2 separate regions of the Homo sapiens genome follow, and region 2 is linked to region 1. The links are chromatin loops, found by intact Hi-C in ENCODE. Cell type or tissue: mammary epithelial cell. All regions are shown on one strand. Links, peaks and the distances in the headings refer to the core of each region. The heading gives the core; the rest is flanking DNA. Region 1 overlaps SH3PXD2A (SH3 and PX domains 2A). Region 2 overlaps SH3PXD2A (SH3 and PX domains 2A).

Region 1 (2,908 bases), core at 209-2,708:
TGGAGTTTGGAAGAATATAAAATGTCCCTCTGGTGGCCAGGCATGGCAGCTCACACCTCTAATCCTGGCACGTTGGGAAGCCGAGGCGGGAGGATCGTTTGAAGCCAAGAATTTGCGACTAGCAGGGGCAACAGAGCCAGACCCCGTCTCTACAAAAAATAAAAATAAAAAAATTATCCTGCCATGGTGGTGTGTGCCTGCAGTCCCAGCTACTTGGGGGCTGAGGTGGCCTGGGACGTCAAGGCTGCAGTGAGCCACGATTGTGCCACTGAGCTCCAGCCTGGGCAATGGAGAGAAACCCTGTCTCAAAATTAAAAAAAAAAAAAGGAAAGAAAATAACCCCAAAACCTCCCTCTGGGATCTTTTAAGGGAGATGGAACTGCTCTAAAATTGGATTGTGGTGATGGTTGCACAACTGTAAAAGTATTAGTAATCAATGAATTAATTGTACACTTAAAACAAGTACATATTATAGCATGTAAATTATACCTCAGTAAAGCTGTCTGGGGGAAACTCTCCCTCTGGCTCTGACCACTGAGCCATGCTCCGGGCCACATGTCCTGGGTGGGGTTTTGCACGTAGCCATCTGCGTGCCCTCTGGACCCATGACCAAATGGGCCATTCATGAGAGAGGGTGTGGGAAGCCAAGGGCTCAGTCTGTGGTTTGGGAGCGGGAAACCTGGTTTTCTGAGTGCTTCTAGAACCGGTTTCCCTGTGTCTGTTCCATCAGAGGAGCCTGTACCAGCCAGGCAGCACCCCTCCTCAGAGGCCTGAACCCTCCTGGGATAGGAAGCCCCTCCTTGGAGCTCCTGAGGCTGGGGGAAGGGTCTCAACAGGCTGCCCTGGGGGGCCTGGACCAGACTTGGCAGTCTCAGCAAACCTTGTACCTTTTCAGGGATGTGGCCCAGCAGGAAACCTGGGTTCCCCTTAAAAGATCCCAAATGTGGCACATGCCTTCAACTCTACCTTCAGCCCCCGTGGTGACCATGGCAACCATGGCGTCCTGATGCAGTTATTCTGCCCTTCTGTCTGATGAAGGGTCCCATCCTGAAATTTGGAGCTAGTTGCCCCAGCCAAGGGTCAGGTGCTTCTCACTTCATCCTCAGCTCACCCCCGTGTGGGGTGTGGACTTGGAGCTGAAGGGCAATGGCATGAGTCCAGCCTCTGACACTTCCTAGCTGAGAGGTAAGTCAACCAGTCTCAGCCTAAGGTCCCTCATCTGCAGAAAGGAGCATGGGCCTCCCTGGATTGTACGGATGCTCAAACAAGATAAACCATGCTCAAGGGTCCAGCACGGCTTTAGTACAGCATCAGCCAGACGCTGGGAGCTGTAATATCCGATATGGCCATGGGGTGGAGCCAGATACACATGTATCTCATGAACCGAGGGCTTCAAAGTGACCCAAAGTTACAGACGTGCCCAAACTCCAACCACCCTCAAGATCCAACTTACAGAGCCTGTGAAGGGGAAGGAGTCACAAGGTCTCTGGATGCTTGTCCCTTTCATCTCGGACTATGTCTATGAATATCTCCCATTCCCACAGCCATCCAGCCCCTCTCTAGATCCTGACTGTTGCATGCTTGGACCACTGCAATAGCCAACTGGTTCTGCTAGGACCTCAGAATGTCAGAGCCAGGAGATAGCCCAGAGACCCCTAGGTTCTGCCCATTTACCTGATGCTGAAGTGTAGCGATTGTTAATGACTGCCTCAGGCCTATCTCTTCTTGGCCTAGCCCTAGCCAAAAATCCCTTACTCTCACGGAAGATGAAATTTCTTTCAATCCTTGAAACACAATCTCAGGGACTCCCTCTGGCCTGGATGCCCTCCTCTGCCACTCTCCTTGAGTAGTGAGCTCTTGCTTTAGTCTCAGCCTGAATGCCACCTCCTCAGGGAGGCCTTCCTGACCACCTCAGCAGGCTGGTTTGTTGCTGCGCAAGGCCCTGCACCTATTACAATCAGTTGTTCTTTTTCTGTCTTCCCCATTATCAGCAGCTGTTATAAGCCCTGTTTTATAGGCAAGGACATTGAGGTTTTGGGAGTTTAAATAATTCCCAGGCCACACAGCAGGTGGGGGAGGAGCCAGGGTTTGCCAGAGCCTATAATGGTCTGCTGCCTCCTGTGGAAGCAAGCCAGGCCCATGCCATGCTATCCTCCCCCTTAGACCACCAGGGCCCCGAGAGTGGGGACTGAGCTACTTCTGAAGTCCCGGGCCTCACATAGAGATGATCTAGAAACACTTGCATGAACACACGCCTCCCACAAGAATGCAACAGAGGAAGGCTGGTCCCAGTGGCCGAAGACCCAGGTTCTAGGTTCAGTTCTGCCTTAAACTCCCCATGGAGGGGTAACTACCCAGGGACTAGGAACATGGAGGGTAGTGATAACCACAGGGGAACCAAGACCCACCTTGAACACAACATAACAGCAAAGCAGGCCTCAGCGCTCTTCCAGGGCTTACCCCTTCCGCCAGAGGCTCCAAAGGGCTCTGTAGGCCTTCCTTGGGGGTAAGAGAGTGGGCACATGGGGGTCTTGAGGTTTCAGAGAACATAGAATGCACAAGCCCAAGAAATTAATGGGGGACCCAGTCTACCCCCACACACTCCTGCACCAGGATACCCTTCCCTGCCACCTTCCTCCCCACCCTGAAGAAAATCCTGTGCCAGGCCTGAAAACAGAGTCATCTTCTCTCCCTGGACATGGGCCTCCCAGGCGTGTGCGCTATGAGCTGGGCTGGACTGGGGGTGTTTGAATCTGCTTCCCTCCAGCTCGCCGACCCAGCATGACAGCTGAGCCTGCAGAAGTCCTTGTTCCCCACGGCCAATGCCCCTTTCAAGTGGGTTGGACACAGCTTCCTGTGGGCATTTTCCTGCCACCTGCCCACCCAGGTTGAAGGGGGCATGGCAGGG
Region 2 (2,908 bases), core at 180-2,679, 120 kb after region 1:
AGGCGAATCTGTCATCCTGACAGGTCCACAACCATTGCAGATGACCACATTGAATAAATCAGCCAGGGAGCTCAGGGTGGATGAGGGGTGGGAGGGAGATGTCACCTCTTCGGAGCCATGGAAACTAGGCCCTCAGCAAGTTCATGTACACCAAGGCGATGTATTTGGGATGGTGATAAAAACTGGGCCACTTCTGGGCGGGGCTGGTGGAATTCCTGCTGCTCCTCAGGCCCACTCCTCTTCCTTTCCCTCAGCCTGGAATGCCCACTCCCTCCTTTCTCCCTTCTCACCTCTCACCCATCCTTCAAGGCCTTCACTCCCGGTAACACTACGGAAATGGAGTGTCTATCATGGTATCATGCAAAGAGAATGTGGTTTGGAGTTAGAAAGACATGTGGGTTCAGGCCCAGCTCCACCACCCATGAGCTGTGTGGTGTTGGGCAAGCTACATGACTCTCTGAGCCTCAGTCCTGTATTTGTAAAGTGAACCTCACAGGAGTGCTTTGAGAATTAAAGAGGTCATGGACACATAGGTACATAGCACACCGCCTGGCACACCACATTCTCAGTGCACCGTGACTTCCTTCCAGCCCCTTCCTAGACATCCCATGCGGTTTGTGGTACCCAGTTCTGCTGGGCCTGGTGGATTATTTGTCCATGCAAGGAGCTCTGCTCTCTACAACTAGACTATGAGCTTTTGAAGGAGGGGCTATGCCATCTCTGCATAGTCCTCAGATAGAGCAGTACTGAAGTCATGGGGCCTAGATTTGAATTCCGGCTCTGCCACACAGTCTACGTGACCATGGGCAGACGTCCCAACACCTGCCAGAGCCACTGGTTCCTCAGCTGTAAAACGGGGATGACAAGAGTGGATGAGAACAGTCGTGCCCCGCAGAGGACTGCTGTGAGGCTCTAGGAAGGTGCACAGAGCCTGGCCTGGTTCCCTGTGCAGAATTACAGCTCGGTAAATGCTGGAGACCATGATCATCATCCCTGCAGGGCCTGGCACGGCAGGCAGGGGCACTGGCACATCTTTTGGGAGAGAGGAAAGTCTACGTAATAAGATGCTACAGTTCTCTGTTTTTGTATTTTGGGTAATGGGGATGATGGGTAGGTAGCCAGACTCTAGGCAGGAAGCGAATGCTTACGCTAGGGAGAGAAAGTTAGTAAGCGAGTGTGAGTGCCAGGTCCCAAATCAGCTGAAGGAACAAGAGTCCATTCTCCACACCTGGGAGTTCTTCCTGATGATTCATGAACAACATTCTCATGTTGCAAGTCCAGTGAGCGATTTTACCACCACTCCTCAAATGAGCTTCCCCAAGCTCATTAAAGTAAGCAGCTCAGCAGCTCAGAATTTGGTCAGCTTGGAAGCATCACCCTCCCTGGGGGTGGCCCTGAGATAACCCAACCTAACTTTTTAATTAAAACAAGTTGACTCCTGGGTCTCCTTCCATGAAAGTCAGGCTGCTTGGCCCTACAGACTTTTCAGGCTTCACAAGCTCTACCTGGTGGTGGAAAGTGGGTGGGAGAAGCCAAACTTCTTATCACTCAATATTCCACTTCCAGAGTCAGGGAGCCCTCCTGGCTGAGATGCTGCCGAGATCCCAAGGGCAGGGCCTCTGCTAGAGCCATCAGCCCTATGGCCAAGTGTCTATCTTCATTTCAGACCAGGATGAGGAATCTCTTCCTGTGAATCTGCCTTTTGGGTCTTTGGAGAACAAAGACTGTTTGTGTTCTGTACTTCGTCCTCTCTCCTCCTAACCTCTCCCCCAGCCCTAGTCACAGTTGGACGATTGCTTGGGTGAGCCACGATACATACGTTGGTGCATTCATTTATTTCCCAGTTGAAAGGTGGTGTTGCGATTTCTGCAGCTGCATCTGGAATACACACACACTTGCTTTTTTTAATGGGGCAGTCACCCGTTGCAGCTCAAGCTGTCTTGATGGTTCTTCCACCCTTTTGAAGTCTCCACCACATCTTTTGCCTACTGAGTGGGAAGTTCCATGCTGCTGGGTTCTTATTTTCTTAACACAGTGGAAATATTTGGCCTTTTCCATAATATTTGGCTCTCCTGGTACAATACATAGACAGCACTTTTTAATGTTGTGATTTCAAGGGACTGTTTATTTAATAGTGATCTGTAGGATACCACACACTGCTGTGGGAGGCCAGCCCTGCAGACAGGGTGGGGTGCAAACAAAGGAGCCATCTAGAATTCTGTGCTCCTAACCCACTTCTGGGAGGCACGCAGGCATCCGATCTTCTCTTAAAGACTGTAATTTATTATGCCTCTTTTAAGTTAAAGAGGCTCTCTGAGTTACTCCCTTAAGACCCCCTACCCCAGAAAGCAATAAAGGCGACTAAAATGAACATTTGTGAGGGTAAGAAGGTAATGCCACTTTTAAAAGGAAGGATTTTGTTTGTTTTTTTAAATAGGTCTGGTTCTAGCCTTTGAAGATGATGGATTAACATGTAATCCTGTGTCAACCACCCAGCAAGTATTTACTGAGCACCTGCTAAGTGCAAAGCTCCATGAAGCAAGGCAGTGCAAGGACGGAGGGAGGCAGGAAAGGGCAGAAAGACCGTGATGCCGCCTGTGCAGAGTTTATAATGTAATCAATCAGACAATCACATAACATGCGCATAACATAGGACCTAAAGCTATGCTTAAGCCTTGCTGGAACAAGGCAAGGTAAAAGCAAGGACAAAAAAGGTAAGACTTCAGTAATGGTCCACTCCAGCAATACAGTTAGGACTAATTATCCATTGAATGGCTCAGGCCAAAAGTCGGGTTGCATTAGGTAGGATTCTTTTACATATAATTATCCCCAGCAAATAAGACCAACTTATTTCCACTTGCAAGCAAAGCTACAGGTCCCAATTTAAACAGAGCTAAATCCCAAAACT

What was found. Hi-C counts contacts between places; a loop is a spot of excess contacts. Peaks named below come from ENCODE experiments on the same cell type or tissue, not always from the same donor. Only the 100,000 strongest peaks of a DNase experiment are listed, where the experiment ranks them.
Region 2: a loop joins it to region 1, with 9 times the contacts of the local background. A loop is called at or near these places in 2 of 110 quality-filtered maps.

The regions. Positions count from the first base shown.
Region 1 is chr10:103,711,739-103,714,646 of GRCh38, forward strand. The region is part of intron 5 of SH3PXD2A (SH3 and PX domains 2A); the gene reads right to left. Among named protein-coding and RNA genes, the nearest start is that of SH3PXD2A-AS1, 34 kb to the right of the region's middle. In mammary epithelial cell, for the core only: a CTCF peak has its summit at 1,344; DNase peaks (open chromatin) are centred at 623 and 1,363; H3K27ac peaks cover 2,500 bases.
Region 2 is chr10:103,827,049-103,829,956 of GRCh38, forward strand. All of the region lies in intron 1 of SH3PXD2A (SH3 and PX domains 2A), which reads right to left. Among named protein-coding and RNA genes, the nearest start is that of SH3PXD2A, 27 kb to the right of the region's middle. In mammary epithelial cell, for the core only: no CTCF peak of the experiment used is centred there; a DNase peak (open chromatin) is centred at 1,253; H3K27ac peaks cover 2,040 bases.